Linked DNA regions of Homo sapiens: region 2 is linked to region 1. The links are chromatin loops, found by intact Hi-C in ENCODE. Cell type or tissue: GM12878. All regions are shown on one strand. Each heading gives the region's core, and the rest is flanking DNA. Links, peaks and the distances in the headings are about the cores only.

What was found. A loop is a pair of places that touch in the nucleus more often than their neighbours do. Peaks named below come from ENCODE experiments on the same cell type or tissue, not always from the same donor. Only the 100,000 strongest peaks of a DNase experiment are listed, where the experiment ranks them.
Region 2: a loop joins it to region 1, with 4 times the contacts of the local background. A loop is called at or near these places in 1 of 110 quality-filtered maps.

The regions. Positions count from the first base shown.
Region 1 is chr3:156,953,896-156,962,000 of GRCh38, reverse strand. The region is part of intron 6 of LEKR1 (leucine, glutamate and lysine rich 1); the gene reads right to left. Among named protein-coding and RNA genes, the nearest start is that of LINC02029, 120 kb to the left of the region's middle. In GM12878, for the core only: no CTCF peak of the experiment used is centred there; a DNase peak (open chromatin) is centred at 4,100; H3K4me3 peaks cover 357 bases; H3K27ac peaks cover 1,029 bases.
Region 2 is chr3:157,059,867-157,067,971 of GRCh38, reverse strand. No RefSeq gene overlaps it. Among named protein-coding and RNA genes, the nearest start is that of LINC02029, 18 kb to the left of the region's middle. RefSeq lists an enhancer at 3,198-3,327 and a silencer at 3,598-3,677. In GM12878, for the core only: no CTCF peak of the experiment used is centred there; a DNase peak (open chromatin) is centred at 3,452; H3K27ac peaks cover 402 bases.

The sequences.
Region 1 (8,105 bases), core at 1,458-6,457:
GAAATTAAAATGTATAGCTTTCTTCTGAAATTAAAGTAGTATTTAAAGAAATTTGAATGCTTGTATACTAAATATAATCATTTGGTTTGCTATCACATCAGGAAAGTTACTTTAAAATACATTTGAATATATAGTTCTTTAGATGATCTTACATTTTATCTTGCCTATTCTAATGTATTAAGGTAGGTAAGAAAAGCTACCATATTCCCAATTTACAGATGAAGTAACTGAGACATAGAAATTAATAACTTATTCAAAGGGCCTATACAAGGCCTAAACAGTACCAGAAAGCAGAACTGTTTGGATCCCAGCTCAGTATTTTTTCCAACTGAACCACATCACTCATTTTGTGACTTGAATCACAAGCACTAAACAAGCTACTAATTAAGGAATGCAGTACTTACATATGCTACAACATGGATGAAACTCACAAACATTATCCTAAGTGAAAGACGCCACACACAAAAGACCGCATATTGTATGGTTCTATTTGTATAAAATGTCCAGGATAGGTAAGTCTATAGAGATAGAAAGTAGGTTAAGGATTGTTGGAAAGGGGCAGGAGTGTAAGGGGAGTGGCTGTTGATGGCCACAAAGTTTCTTTTTGGTGTGAAAGAAATCTCCCAAAATTCGACTTTGCTGATGGTCACACAACTCTGCAAATATCCTAAAAACCACTGAATTGTACACTTAAAGTGGGTGAATTTTGTAATTTGTGAATTTTATCTCTGTAAAGCTGTTTTAAAAGATTCAATTAGGATGTTAAAATGTTATATGCAAAATCATTTTTTAAAGTATTTGTGTTATTTACTATACTGAACAGCTTACTAAAATTAAAAAGTCAAAAGTTTTTTCACTTGGAATAAATTTGAAAGTTGGTAAAATAAATTAAGGAAGGATATTAAAAATAAGCTGAATGCTGAAGTGACTTATTTGAACTCTGTCTTCCAATATTTGTGACTGCTGACAAAAAGTAAAGGACATTTTATTCTAGCAGGTGGAAGGAAAATCATTTAAGTAGACTGACTGTGGGTCACAATGACCTCTGAGAGGATTATATCAATTGAGATAAATTGTGCATTTTGGAAGTTATTAGTGTGAGCTAAACATAAAATTACAGAACTTAGGTAAATAAATCTTCAAAAGGAAACAAAAAATTTGGTCTTCAAATTTTTACTTCATATGTTGGCTTTTCTATGAAAAAATCAAATTTTGGCATTAAGAGTTAGGTTGCTATTGATAGCCCATTATTTACTCCTAAACCACTATTAAACTATATGCACCAGAATTAACACATGTATTTAAATTTTTGAGCATCTCTATTTCAAGACAGAAATAAAGGGAAAAAATGTGGGGAAAACAAAGTTAAAAGTTTTTCATGTAGAAAAGTAATGATCATAAAAACCGTATGCTTGGGCCAGGCATGGTGGCTCACGCCTGTAATCCCAGTACTTTGAGAGGCCTAGGAGGGCAGATCACCTGAAGTCAGGAGTTTGAGACCAGCCTGGCCAACATGGTGAAACCCCGTCTCTACTAAAAATACAAAAATTAGCCAGGCTTGGTGGCGCATGTCTGTAATCCCAGCTACTCCAGAGGCTGAGGCACGAGAATCACTTGAATCCAGGAGGTGGAGGTTGCAGTGAGCCGAGATCGCGCCACTGCACTCCAGTCTGGGCAACAGAGTGAGACTCCATCTCAAAACAAAACCAACCAACCAACCAAACAAAAATCATATACTTGAATCAAAGCTGAAACTTTTCAGTGGTGATTTACAAGGAAACAAGTAACAAAATGTGAAAAATATGAGCATTTATTTAACTTTGGAAACAAGAAAATGCCATCAGAGTTAGAACCAGAATCATAGCATATCAGAGCCCAAAGGGCCTTCCAAGGTCTTAGTTCTATCCATTCATTGCCTAGGTGTGGACATATATTCATTAAGGATAAATGGCATGTCAGAGTCACCTGCCTAATGTGTGAAAGGGTCATCATGTTCTGATTCTTGGCTTAGCATGCTTTCAATTAATACCACATTGGTAGGGAACATGGGTGGGGGGGATGAAAGGTACAGCAGAGAGATATTTACATAGTTTGAAATGAAGAAAGATAAAGTTTATTCTAAAAGTGAATTCAAAAGTAAGAAATAAGGGACTATAAAATATTAGAACAGTTTTTAAAATATAAGGAAGCACAATAGTGACATAATATTCAGCAAACATTAACAAATTCAGGTATAAAATATATATTTCATGTTAGTTAAAAAAAGGATAAAATGTTAACTCATTGATTAGGAGAGATAACCTAAGAAAGAATAAGGAACAACTAAAGGCATGGATAATAAAAGGCCACAGTATAGAAATTCAAGTGAAATGAATGAAGGGATTGCAATATTCAGGGGAAATGGATAGTATAGAGTTTGAATTCTCTGAAGAAAAAAAGGCAGAGTGGTGGGATAGAAGGTGGGGCAGAGAATTAGGCCAGGAACACAGAAAGGAAGATGTTCAATTAGTACCACAAAAGAAGCCTTATTGTGATACTTAGCACTTAAAGTTAGTTCTACAACTGCAGAGAAGTTGGTAAAATGGCTTATAGGAAAGAGTATATAAACAATGCAAATGCTTAGAATTGAACTTATGATTATTAATTAAAATAAGCCATTTAGAAAGTTCATAACAAAAAGTGAATTTAAGTGATTTCTAATATATTCTTTAAACAAACAATTATTTTCTTAAAAACAGGACAAAAGAAAGAAGAGATGAGTGGTGTATCAGTCTGCCCTTATTTGATGTGCCCAAAGAAAATCTAAAATACTATGTCCATTATATTAACCTGATGATTTATCTGGGGAGAAGATATTCACTGTAATGTATTGGTTTTTCCTTTTCTCAAAAGCTTAACATGATATCTGAGAAGACTTTAATAAGCTGGAAAAGCTATGAATGGTGCTTATCAAGATAACAAAATCTTACAGACATAAGTCAGCTAATAACAAAAGTTAGGCATGCATTTAAAAGAAAGCAGATTAAGAAGATGGCTGAAGTTCATTAAAATTATGAAAGTAAATGTCATAAGATGGTAGAGAAAGTAAAGCCAAACAAAACGATTTGAATGGGAACATAATTGGAACTAGAGAAATTTACAGGAGACAAAAAAAATACCTTGTTGAGAATCACTAAAGTTAAAAGTACCTGTATATAAAACCAGTGTGAAGCTAGGAGGTGAGAAGTCTTGTGAAGACCCATGAAGAGTTGAAGGACACCTGCATACTAGAAGTCAAGGTGAAGAGAAGGCCCGTTGGCTGGCGTGTGGGAGATGTCCAATAAATACTTGCTGAAAAAATGAAATCAGTTCCAGGACATGGTCAGCCCAAGGTCAATAGATGGGAACATCTATTGTGGTTAGAAGCTAGTGAATAGGTTAATAGACAGTAGGCAGAGATAAAATCAGGTTCTAACAAGTAGGAAATAGGTGGTAGGAAGGGAGCAAAGGGGCAGGCTTGGGGCACTGGAGGTGGGAAAATCAGGAAAGTCCCTCATGGACCCTAGAGACAAGAAGAAAGTTATAATTACTTTGCAATAAAACACTGCAAAATCTGAGATGGAAACTTTGCTGTCTTTCCTGAACTTGTAGTTCTATAGTCTTTCTAAACCACTGTAAATACTTTTGCCAAATGAATTGGGAAGAAAAATATGTTGGTATAATCAGTTCACCAGAAAGATATCTGTGGATAAAGCAAGAAGTACACTTGTGAACATGTTTCTAAATGTTTTGACAATTTCTATATGGGGACCCTGATATGAGAATGAGTAAGATTGTTGGTTGTTAAAACAAAACAAAACAAAAAAACCAACCTGGTACCCTTCACAGATAGGTACGTAGTGAAGTGGTACTTGTCATCGCTAGTTGAGAATAGGGCTAATAATCCTGTCCACTTCTGACTTATTAATTTTAAATGATTTCAACCAAGAGAAATGTAACAGCCTTTCAAAAATGTTTTCTCTGTTATCACAGCTTGGGTGTTATCCATGGTGTGAATCTATTCAACACCAGCAGCAAAAATGAAACCCTAATTTAGTCTTGAAATTATGTGGGGTCAGGCATGGTGGCTCATGCTTGAGGCCAGGAGTTTCAGGTTACAGTGACCTATGATCATGTATTCCAGGCTGGGTGACAAAACAAGACCCTCTCTTTAAAAGGAGAGAGAGAAAGAGAGAAAGGAAATAAATAAATAAATAAAAATAGCTCTTTGCTCTGCAATTATACTGCCTTTTAGAAGAGGCTATATTCTATCTACAACTGCATAACCTATATATGAAGACTGAAAACATCTGAAAAGTACAGAGAACACTGATCTACACTGTACGTTTGCTTTGGATATAGACTGGACTTAATAAAGGTAAAATCTTAATGAGTATAAAAACTGTGGCTAATTACAGTACTGTATTGTTTTGAGGAGTTTTTTTTTTCACTGTAGGAGGTAGAATGTGAGCTAAATCTTGAAAGATGTGTTGGGTGATTTTTTTTTTCTTTTTTGAAGATAGTTTATTGCTAAAACACCAACAGAAAAAAATTTAAAAGAGAAAAAAAATTACTCCTTTCCATCACCTAAAATTTATTCTCATATTTCCAAGTTCCTTTCTGGTTTCTGTTCACAAATACACCTATTCTGATGTAACTGTAATTATATTACACATATAATTTTGTGGATTCTTTTTACACTGTAACATAATCATAAGCATGTTTCTATGTTGATGCCCAGTGGTCATATTGTCATTTTAAAAGTCTGCGTAATGTCCTAAATGTTGGCATGGGATAATGTATTACTCCTATCATTAGTGTTGGGCATAAATTAGTTCTAATTATTCACTATTATAAATGTGATCTTTCCACAAAAATAATTTTCTTCTTCTGATTGTTTTCTAAGTATAAATTATCAAAAAGGAGATAACTAATCACAAACATTTCTGTGGGGTGAAAAAAATACAGTAATAACTTATGTCACCAAATGAAGGAAAACTTTACCATTAAAGTCTTTGTACTAATTTAAAAAGTAGAATTTTATTTAGTTAGTTATTAGTAATTGAACATTTTGTGTTTATTATGTGTTTTTCCTGTGTTAATGGTTTGTTTCTGTCTTTCACCCATTTGCTTGGGGTCTTGGAGTTTTCTTACACAGTTGAATAAATCCTTTACATGGTGTGGATTTTAACACTTCATATATCATATATGAAACAAATACTTTTTTGTCAGTCTGCTGTTTTTAGGTTGTTTGGCAGATTTGAACTAAAAAATTCTACCTTTTTAATAGACAAATTCTGTCAGTGTTACTCTTTGCAATTTTTAAGGTGCTGCTTTATCCCTCCATAATTAGGATACATTCTGTATATTTTTATTGTGTGCTAGTTTGCCTTGAGGCTTATTTTGATGTAATGTTTATTTCCTTTGGTTATCTCTATAGCACTTATTATATAATTTTGCTTTTTCCCCATTGTTAATGATGCTTACATTAATATCTGATTCTACTTCTGGATTTGCTACACTGTTCTAAAGATATATACTGCCATTTTCGCAGCAGCAGAACATCCCTATAAAAACATAGTTTAAATATGCTAGGGCTAGGTGGCCAAACATGGATTTTCACTTCCAGGCTTTTAAAAATATATTTTTCCCAAGATCTGATCCAAGAGCAATTGATGCCAAGAAGCTGAAGGAGTAGAGGGATCAACTGCTGTTCAGGACCAGAGGAGAAAGCAAGTGAGGTAGGTGTCCAATGTCTTAGGGACACAGAAGCTACATCCTCACCAGAGAGTTCTTGTGGAATGATTTTGGCTGTGAATCTAGCAGCCTCCCTTTACTGGGTTCCTAACCACTTTCTCAGCCTGGTTCTTCCACCCTCTTAGATATTCTGAATATCTAATATCCTTTCAATAAATTACTTTACTGTTTGAATTAAAGTTAGTTTTGGCTGATTGTGACTAACTAAAAAAATTCACAAATGCTGTTCTTTTTGAAAATGTAAGCTACTTACTTTTTTTTTTTTTTAACTATTCTACAGTATGAACATCCTTTTCCCAACATTCCTTATTATTATTTTTAAGCTAGTGCTGAACTTGTCTGGCCATAAGAACCAGCATCATCCTAATAGCCAAACCTGGCAGAGATGTAACAACAACAACAACAACAACAACAAAAAGAAAACTTCAGGCCAATATATCCCTGATGAACATCAATGCAAAAATCCTCATTAAATATTGGCAAACTGAATCCAGCAGCACATCAAAAAGCTTATCCACCATAATCAAGTTGGCTTCATCCCTGGGATGCAAGCTTGGTTAAACATATGCAAATCAATAAATGTGATTCATCACATAAACAGAACTAAAGACAAAAACCACATGATGATCTCAATAAATGGCAAAAAGGCCTTTGATAAAATTCAACATCCCTTTATGTTAAAACCTCTCAATAAACTATGCATTAAGGGAACATACTTCAAAATAATAAGAGCCATATATGACAAACCCACAGCCAATATCATACTGAATGTGCAAAAGCTAGAAGTATTTCCCTGGAAAACTGGCATAAACAAAGATGCCCTTTCTCACCACTCCTATAAAACATAGTATTGAAAGTTCTGGCCGGAGCAATCAGGCAAGTGAAAGAAATAAAGGATATCCAAATAGGAAAATAAGAAGTCAAATTATCTTTATTTGCACATAACATGATCCTACACCTAGAAACCTGTCTCAGCCCAAAAGCTTCTCAAGGTGATAAGCAATTTCAGCAGTCTCAGGATACAAAATAAATGTGCAAAAACATTCCTATACATCAACAACAGGTGAGCCAAGAGCCAAATAATGAATGAAATCCCATTCACAACTACTATAAAAAAAATTTTTAAAACCCTAAGAATACAGCTAACAAGGGAAATGAAAAACCTTTTCAAGGAGAACTACAAATGACTGCTCAAGGAAATCAGAGAGGACACAAACAAATGGAAAAACATTCCATGCTCATGGATAGGAAGAATCAACATTATTTAAATGGCCATACTGCCCAAAGTAATTTATAGATTCAATGCTATTCCCATTAAACTACCATTGACATTCTTCACACAACTAGAAAAAACTATTTTAAAATTCATATGGAACCTAAAAGAGCCTGACTAGCCAAGGCAGTCCTAATCAAAAAGAACAAAGCTGGAGGCATCATGCTACCCGACTTCAAGTTATACTGCAAGGCTATAGTAACCAAAACAGCATGGTACCAGTACAAAAACAGACATATAGAACAATGGAACAGAATAGAGAACTCAGAAATAAGACAGCACACCTACAACCTCTGATATTTGACAAACCTGACAAAAGCAAGCAATGGGGAAAGGATTCCCTATTTAATAAATGGTGCTGGGAGAACTGGCTAGCCATGTGTGGAAAACTGAAACTGGACCCCTTTCTTATGCCATATACAAAAATCAACTCAAGATGGATTAAAGGCTTAAATGTAAAACCCAAAGCTATAAAAACCCTAGAAGAAAATCTAGGCAATATCATTCAGGACGTAGGTACAGGCAGAGATTTCATGATGAAAATGTTAAAAGCAATAGCAACAAAATCAATAATTGACAAATGAGATCTAATTAAAGAGCTTCTGCACAGCAAAATAAACTATTAATAGGTGAACAGACAACCTAAAGAATGGAAGAAAATTTTTGCAATCTATCCATTTGGCAAAAGTGTAATATCCAGAGTCTACAAGAAACTTAAAAAAATGTACAAGGAAAAAACAAACAACCCCATTAAAAAGTAGGCAAAGAACATGAACAGACACTTTTCAAAAGAAGACATACATGCAGCCAACAAACATGAAAAAAAGCTCATCATCATGATCATTAGAGAAATGCAAATTAAAACCACAATAAGATACCATCTTACACCAGTCAGAATGGTGATTATTAAAAAGTCAAGAAACAACAGATGCTGGCAAGGTTGTGAGAAAAAGGAGCTTTTACACTGTTGGTGGGAGTACAAATTAGTTTAACCTTTGTGGAAGACAATGTCATGATTTCTCAAAGATCTAGAGGCCAAAATACGATTTGACCCAGC
Region 2 (8,105 bases), core at 1,442-6,441, 110 kb before region 1:
GTGCACAGCAGCCACTTACACCTCTGGCCAAATATTTCTCCCTGACAGGCTATCACAGTGCACGCTAGTCAAACACTGGAATTTTCTTTTCTTTTTTTCTTTTTTGAGATGGAGTCTCACTCTGTCTCCCAGGCTGGAGTGCATGGCAAGATCTTGGCTCACTACAACCTCTGCCTCCTGGGTTCAAGCAATTCTCCTGCCTCAGCCTCTTGAGTAGCTAGGACTACAGGCATGTACCATCATGCCCAGTTAATTTTTGTGTTTTTAGTAGAGATGGGGTTTCATCATGTTGGCCAGGCTGGTCTCGAACTCCTGTCCTCAAGAGATCCACCCATCTCGGCCTCCCAAAGTGCTGGGACTACCGGAGTGAGCTACCACGCCCAGCCCAAATGCTGGAATTTTCTTAAAGGAGGTGGGGAAGGAAGGAACTGAATAAGGCCTCATCCCCTTTGAAATATAAATACCTTTGTTTAGGAGGTTGTGGTCTTGGAGCACAACAGCTACTAACAGGTGCCTGGGGTCATGCCGGGAAACCACAAGGGCAAAAAGTAACAACAACAGCTGATTTGAGAGACATATTTTTCCTTAGAAGGTATACAGGGCCATCACTGCTTGAAATATTCACACATACAAATTCAAGGAAGGGGCACACCTATTTGGCACGAGCCCTGTGGCTGTGGTTAGAGAAGATTTGAATATTTTGAGTGTGCAGGAAGGTGAACTTCATGTATCTTTACCTTAGCTTCCTTAGGCTGGGGCTATCTGTCAGCTACAGAGCAGCCCACAGGCAGGCGGAGCTGTGATGAAGCACATTTGTTCAAACACAGCAAATGGTGTTTGAAAAAACCACCACTCTTGCTTTTTTATGAAGCTATTACACTCTGTCATGTCAGGGAGCTGAGCCCAAGTGATGCCCAAGTGGCCATGATAGACTCACACTACAGGGCCTGGGAGAGCAGTGGGATTGTTTTTTTTCCTCGTTGAGGCAGTAAAAGATTGATTTTTGAGGCAGTGACTGAGGCATTATGCATTAATGACTACGCAGGGATTTTCATTCACATATCACGCACTGACAGTGGAAACTGAAGCTGCTGTGTAAGGTGCTGGCTCAATGCCCTTCCATGACTCCTTCCTCATCACGTCATTTGCCTGCCGAGATGCCGGGGCCTTCCGAATCATGGGGTCGATTGAGTAAAGGGCCCATGGTTTGGTGCAGGGCATCTCAAGCCAACACACGAGAATAACTGATGCAGCTGCTGAGATGAGAAGGTCTGCCGCAATGCTAATAACTCCACCTGGCTGCTCTCACATTTGACTTCTTGTATTCAGATTTGGAGAGACAGCTGGGAGCCTCTGATGAGAAAATAAAAAATTTACAACAATAAGCAAGCTGTCCTCTGACACCAGGAGAGGAACTCGCTTCAGCCCTGGCAAGAATTGCAGCTGGACTTTGTGAGGCACTGTTTCATCAGATGCCAAACATCATAGCAAGGGCAAGAATGACAAGAATTACAGTTTCTGCCCTGATGCACAGGTACTGATGGAAGAGATATTTCTGTGTTGATTTTGCACTTCTCAGGGCAAATCTGCAAAATAGATATCAAAGGAGATGTGGGCACTGGGCAAGGAGCCACACCAATCAACCATATAGAGCAGTCTGGAGGAGTCTCTCCCCATCTCCAACCCTCAGTTTTTCCCACCTGTTAAACACAGGCCACAATGTCTGTGCAGCCACCTCGCAGTGCAGTTAAAAGAACCGGTTTAAACAGTGTTTCTTAGCTTAGAGTCAATGGCTGAACAGGTTGCAGAGGGGCTGTAAAATCCTGAAATTTGCATGAAGCAATTTTTCCATATATGTCCATGTGCATCTTTTTGAGGAGGGGTTTGTCGCTTTCACTATATTCTTAAGAATATAGTCACTCTTAAGAGGTTAAGGGCCACTGTTCTAGGTAATGTGTGAAGGTGATGTATGTGTCCTGTAATTGAGCTATTATCAGCAAGCTTTTTGAGGAAAAAGGGACACAGAGGAGCACTTATTATGTGTTAGGGACTGTGCAGGACACACAGAGAATAGAAAAAAAAATGACCCTGGCCTTCTGGAGCATATGATAGACTTTAGATATGAGCCCAAAACAGATTAAAAGTTAAAAGGAAAAGCTAAGTGTAGGCAACACAGGTGAAAGGTCAGAAGAATGTAAGTGCCCCATAGAAGGAGAGAAATGGACTTCCAGCTACAGTGGGTTTAGGGATGGACACAGAGCGAGGGTGGGATTGAGTACAGGGAAAGGCAGGCAAGAGCATCTGTGGAAGAGGGATGGCCGGTGCAGCAGAGCTTGCATGCTGAGTTGACACGCTCCATGCCAGAGACCCTTAGATTGGGACTAAGTGTCACCGAAGAGAAGGCTGCGTTCAACAGATAGTTCTCAGGGTGACAGTTCATCCCAGGTGCCCTCAGACCCACATGACCTGCTCTTGGTCCTTCAGCCTCCGCTCTGCAGATGGGGCTGAGGGGCCCACCCAGAGAAGCCCTGTGGGGGAGAACAGAGCCTGCCCAGGACAGATATTCTCCTCCTTAGGAGCAAGTCCTCTTGACCCCCATGTTCCAAGCAGGAAGCTTTTCACATGTAGACTTTCTTCCTGCTGTGATGCACAAAAGCAGCCTCTTGCCAGTTAACAAAGTCTGCTGGAGCCTCCTGGGGCCATGCCTAGCACATCGTTACCCGAAGCAGACTAGGCAAACAAAGCCCTAGAAAATGAGAAAAAATGGAAATGATTTGATATTTTAGAAAAAAATATTGAAGTGTTTATCGTGGGGAAAACTGGAACCCTGTTAATATTTTTACTAGTATTGTATGGCATGGCAGTTTCTAAATTCTGCATGTGGTGGGGCCACTGTAACTCTTTCTGGGCAGAGTACTCTGTGATGATTCTACTCAGACCCTGGCTCCACAGACTGGCAAGGCCGCCCCTTCCCAAATCAGCAAGTGTCCTGGACCAAATGGTCATTTCTCCACTCCTCTGGGACTCTGAAAGAGCATTCTCCAGAGCTCTTGGGATCTTGCCTTGGCTCTGTGGATGTAAAGATCCCAAAGTCTTTCTAGAATGTACTCTTGAAGACTGAGTTGACTCTGGAGATCAGTGTAGGATCACTGTCCCCACTTTGCAGCCCCAAACCCACTTCCCAAGGGAGTAATTCATTACCTGCAGTCCTGATTACTCAAAGGAAATGTCTAATGACGTCTGCTCTGCAGTACCCAAGGACCTGAGACCAGGACTCCTGGCCTCTTTTCAGAAAGAGTGGAGTCTGCCATTTCCTGACCACCGCCCTGTCCTCAAGGGCAGCTCATCTCCCGTGTTACATTCCTGCATGAACCCCCGCCCTGATCCTGTGACTTGTCATGTGCCACAGTGCCATGAGATTTGTGTTACTTTGCTTCTGTTCCTGAAAGTTATCAGTTCCCCTTTTCTTCCTATCACTGCCTGGCTGAATGATGAGGGTGCCTGAGGGGAACTGGGTTTCTTCTTTCTGTTCGCGGGTACCAGAAGCAGCACACGCAGGGCCAATGGCTTCAGTTATAGCCACTGGGATGAGGCGTGATTCCTACAAGCCAGGAGAGAAAGACAAGCCTGAGAGATTTTGTCTCAAGGGAGAGACCTCTTGGGGAGAGCCAGCTTCCCATTGCCCCCTGTACTGATCTGGTTTTAGCATTCCTCTCAAACAAAGCCAGGCAATATCTTTTGGGCTCTCTTTTCTGCACTAGGCTCATCAGATGGAGGAGGGGACTCTGGCCCAGCAGAAGGCAGCAGGAGTCTGGCTTTGGCTCTCAGTCAAGACTCCTTCCAGTTCACTTGCTCCCTTGTTGTTTTTAATCAGTCAAAGCCCAGAGCTCCAGATGAAAAAGAAGTGGGGAGGGAGAAAGGCTAAACCTCAGTTCAAGTTAAAGCAGGATTATTTATTTTAATTATTTATTCATACCAACTTCCAGCACAGCACCACATACACGATGGCTGGTATTTAGAATTTCTCAGTCGTGTCTGATCAAAGCTTAACAGTTCCTGGGTCTCTTCACTTCCACAGAATTCTACTTTGGTGGGGTGTGGTGGGGTGGGGAGGCAGGAGTTCGATGTGGGAAATTAATTTGGGCTCAGAGATTAACAATGGTTAAATCTTAGTGTACCTCACCTGCCAGGTAACATGGTATGGTAAACAGTTTTGGTTTTGGCTGGCTGTGCCCTGACCTACCTCTAAGAATTACTTATTCTACATATGGAAAGTTGTTAGTCAGGGTGTCTGCCTTTCTCTGGCCTGGGGTAATGCATGTGAGCCACATGAGGTCGGTCAGATCCTCCTTCCTTGGAATCTGACATTTGAACAAAGTCATCAAAAGATGGAAACCAACTGGAGCTCATTTGTGATTCACAGTTGTGTAGCCAAGCGACCCCAATGAGGAGGTCCTAGGTCTTGATTCTGTGCTGCTTCTTGCCTATGGCGTCACCCCGGTTCCTGTTTGTTCTTTCCTAGTTTCTGGACCTGATTTCCAGTTGAGCTATTGAAAGATCAGCTGTTTTTCCAGTAAATTCCCTTTTGATTTAGATGAGCCAAGGTCAGTTTCTGTTGCTTGCTACTCAAGGAGCTCTAACTACACCCACAGTGAACCTTTGTTTCTCAGAATCCCTTTAGTCACACACAGGTTTCAGAATGGTGCCCTAAAATTGTGCTAGAAGCAAATAAAATCTTTGTGTTGACTTGGACTGTGTTGTAATCATTTCCTACAATTTATTTCCTTAATTGCCAAGTTCCTACTGGCTATTCATTGATTGTAGTTTGTAGCCTGTCTTTTGGTTTCTTTCAGCATTTTTTAGTTCATGTCACGCTTGGCCAAAACTCCCCACCCCATTCCTGGGACCAGGCTTGCTTTCCTCATGGTCTGCCGCTTGACAATCTCCAGGCAGAAGACACTCAGATACCTGCTAGGGAAACACAAACCCGGACAACATTTCTATAAGCCACATTAGAAAAACTATCAGCAAGAGCTTCTAAAATGTTCTTTCTTTTTGAACTAGTTATTTAGCTAGTTTGGAAACTTACCCTAAGAAAATTGTGAGAGAAGCATAAAGATTAAGTATATTTGTTACAGTGTTATTTTGTAGTAGCAAAAACTAGAAAACATTTCCCAGCAACAGAGAATCGCTCAAGTAAACAATGATATATTCATATGACAATGTGTGATGTATCAATTCAAAATCATGATTTTGTAGATTATTTAATGCTGTGAGGAAAATTCTCACAATATCTGTGTACCAGGAGAGAAAAAACAAACCAAGGCACAAAACTGTACGCACAGGGTAATCTCAACTTTTTTTTCTTTCAAATTGGGAAGGACCGCACCAACATATCAGCAGTGGTTAACTCTTGGTGGTGTGATCACGAGTGTGTTAGCAGGCTATACACTCTTTGAAGTCAGGAACTCTGTCTTGCTTAAGGTTATAGCTCTAATTCTTAGCTCAGGTCCAGGCACATAGCTTGCCTTGAGATAATGAATGAGCTTCTTTATGTTTTTCCATAGTTGTATTGCTAGAGATCAATAGGTACCAAAACAGTCCTACTTGAACTTCTCCCTGTTTGTGAAACCTTCACTGATCCTCCCTGCCCTTCCCAGAATCCCAAGCCCAAAATTCAAATCAATCACTCTTAGCTCCAAAAGTTTCTCTTTACACCTTTATCAGAGTATTGGCTCATCTTGTCTTTCTCCAGGAGATGATGAGTCCCTTAAGGGAAACAACTCTAAATCATTTTGTATTCTCAGAGCACTTAGCAGTGTCCAGCACACTGATTCCTTCTAAAAAAGTTTTATTTTATTTTAGATTCAGGAGATACATATACATGCTTGTTACATGGATATATTGCATAAGGGTAGGGGTTGGGCTAGTGTGTTACCCAAATAGTGAACATTGTACTCGATAGATAATTTTTCAAACCCCCACTCCCCTCCCAACCTCTTTGGAGTCCTCAGTGTCTATTATTTTCATCTTTGTGTCCATGTGTACCCATTGTTTAGCTCCCACTTTTGAGAACATGTGATATTTGATTTTCTGTTTCTGAGTTAGTTCACTTAGAATAATGGACTACAGTTCCATCCATGTTGATGCAAAGGATATGATTTCATTATTTTTTTATGGCTGTGTAGTACTCCATGGTGTGTGTGTGTGTGTGTGTGTGTGTGTGTGTGTGTGTGTGTGTATATATAGACACCTGCACATGGGATATATATATATATATATATATATATATATATATATATATATATATCCCATGTGCAGGTGTCTTTTTTATATAATGATTTCTTTTCCTTTGGGTTAATACCCAGTAGTGGGATTGCTCTGAATGGTAGTTCTATTTTTAATTCTTTGAGAAATCTCCACACTGCTTTTCATAGAGGTTTAAGTAATTTACATTCCCACCAGCAGTGTATAGACATTCCCCTTTCTCTGCATCCATAACGACATCTGTTGTTTTTTGTTTTTAATAATAGCCCTTCTGACTGGTGTAAGATGATATCTCAGTGTGTTTTCAATTTGCATTTCTATGCAAATTAAAACTTTTTTTTCATGTGTTTGTTGGCCACTTGTATTTCTTCTTTTGAGAAATGTCTCCCATGCACTGCCTAGTTTTTCATGGGGTTTCAGCACATTGAATCTAATTGATGGTCCCTCTGTTCCTGTTACTATAGTATAGTGCACATGGGAGAAAAAAAGTTGATAGAGAAGCCAAATCTAGTATGTATGTCAGGCTCTCACGGGATTTTGGCTATCTTCAGGATTCTAGGCTGCAACTTGATATCACAATGGGATGGCATTACACCTGTAAACCATCCCAAGGGTCTTAGTTTTCTAGGGCTGGCATACCAAATACCAAAGACTGGGTGGATTAAACAACAGACATTTATTTTTTCACAGTTCTGGAGGCTGGAAGTCCAGGCTCAGGGGATCAGCAGGTTTCATTTCTCCTGAGACCTCTCTGCTTGGCTTGTACTCGGCCACCTTCTCATTGTGTCCTTACATGGCCTTCTCTCCGTGTGCAAGCATCTGGCGTCCCTTCTTCTTATAAGGACATCAGTTGTATTGCATTAGGGTCCTACCCTTATGACCTCATTTAAATTTAATTACCTCTTTAAAAACCTTATCTCTAAATATAGTTATATCGGGGGTAGACCTTCAACATACGAATTTTGGGGGGACACAATTCAGTCCATAACATGAAGGGACACAGTAAATTCTTAGTTATTGTTTGCATTCCTGTACTTGTAGATGTCAGGGAAAAGAAACAATGAACACAGTGATCAAAATTTTATCCATAAACACTGTCCTAGTCATAAGTTCCAGGCTTATATTGCTGTTGCTCTCATATCCCTTTAAAATAATGACCTACCTAGGTAATAGAAGTCTGTGACAACTTGCCTTTCTCCACAGCCAATAACAAGATCTGATTGCATGTAGGTTTTGTTTGTTTGATTGTTTGAAGCCCAAGGAAACCTCAAACAATTCTTTAGTATCATCATCAACCCACAAAACAGTATTGATTGCAAAGTAATGCACAATATGTCACTTGTGTACAAGACAGTGGTCTTTAATCGCAACACCATCCTTTACTGAGGCTAAAGAACAATGAAGAGGTTTGGGAAAGAAGTTGCTACAAGCAATCAGAGGATGGTTTAAGGACATGCAGTAATGCCAGATTGATGGAAACTATTCTTCAACATTTTCCTTCTCAAATTAATTCCTAGTAATTTCCTTTTTAATCAGTTTCTTCTTATTGTTTTATGTTATATTATAAAAATAGGGGGAGGGAGAGAGAGAAGATAATCTTCTATTGGTTTAGGGCTATTTTATGCCTATATCTATGGTTGCTGGAAGAGGCATAGAGCAAATATTCAAGGTCACATATTTGCCCCTTGAAATTCAAATTAAAATGCACCTATCTTGCAATTTTTGCTTCTTGTTTTCAGCTGGTCTTTGTAACACTATCTCACTATCAAACCAGCCCTCTCCCCACTTCTCCTTCCACCTTAGTTTCAACACTTAAGGAATGAGAGAACATTTCTTGT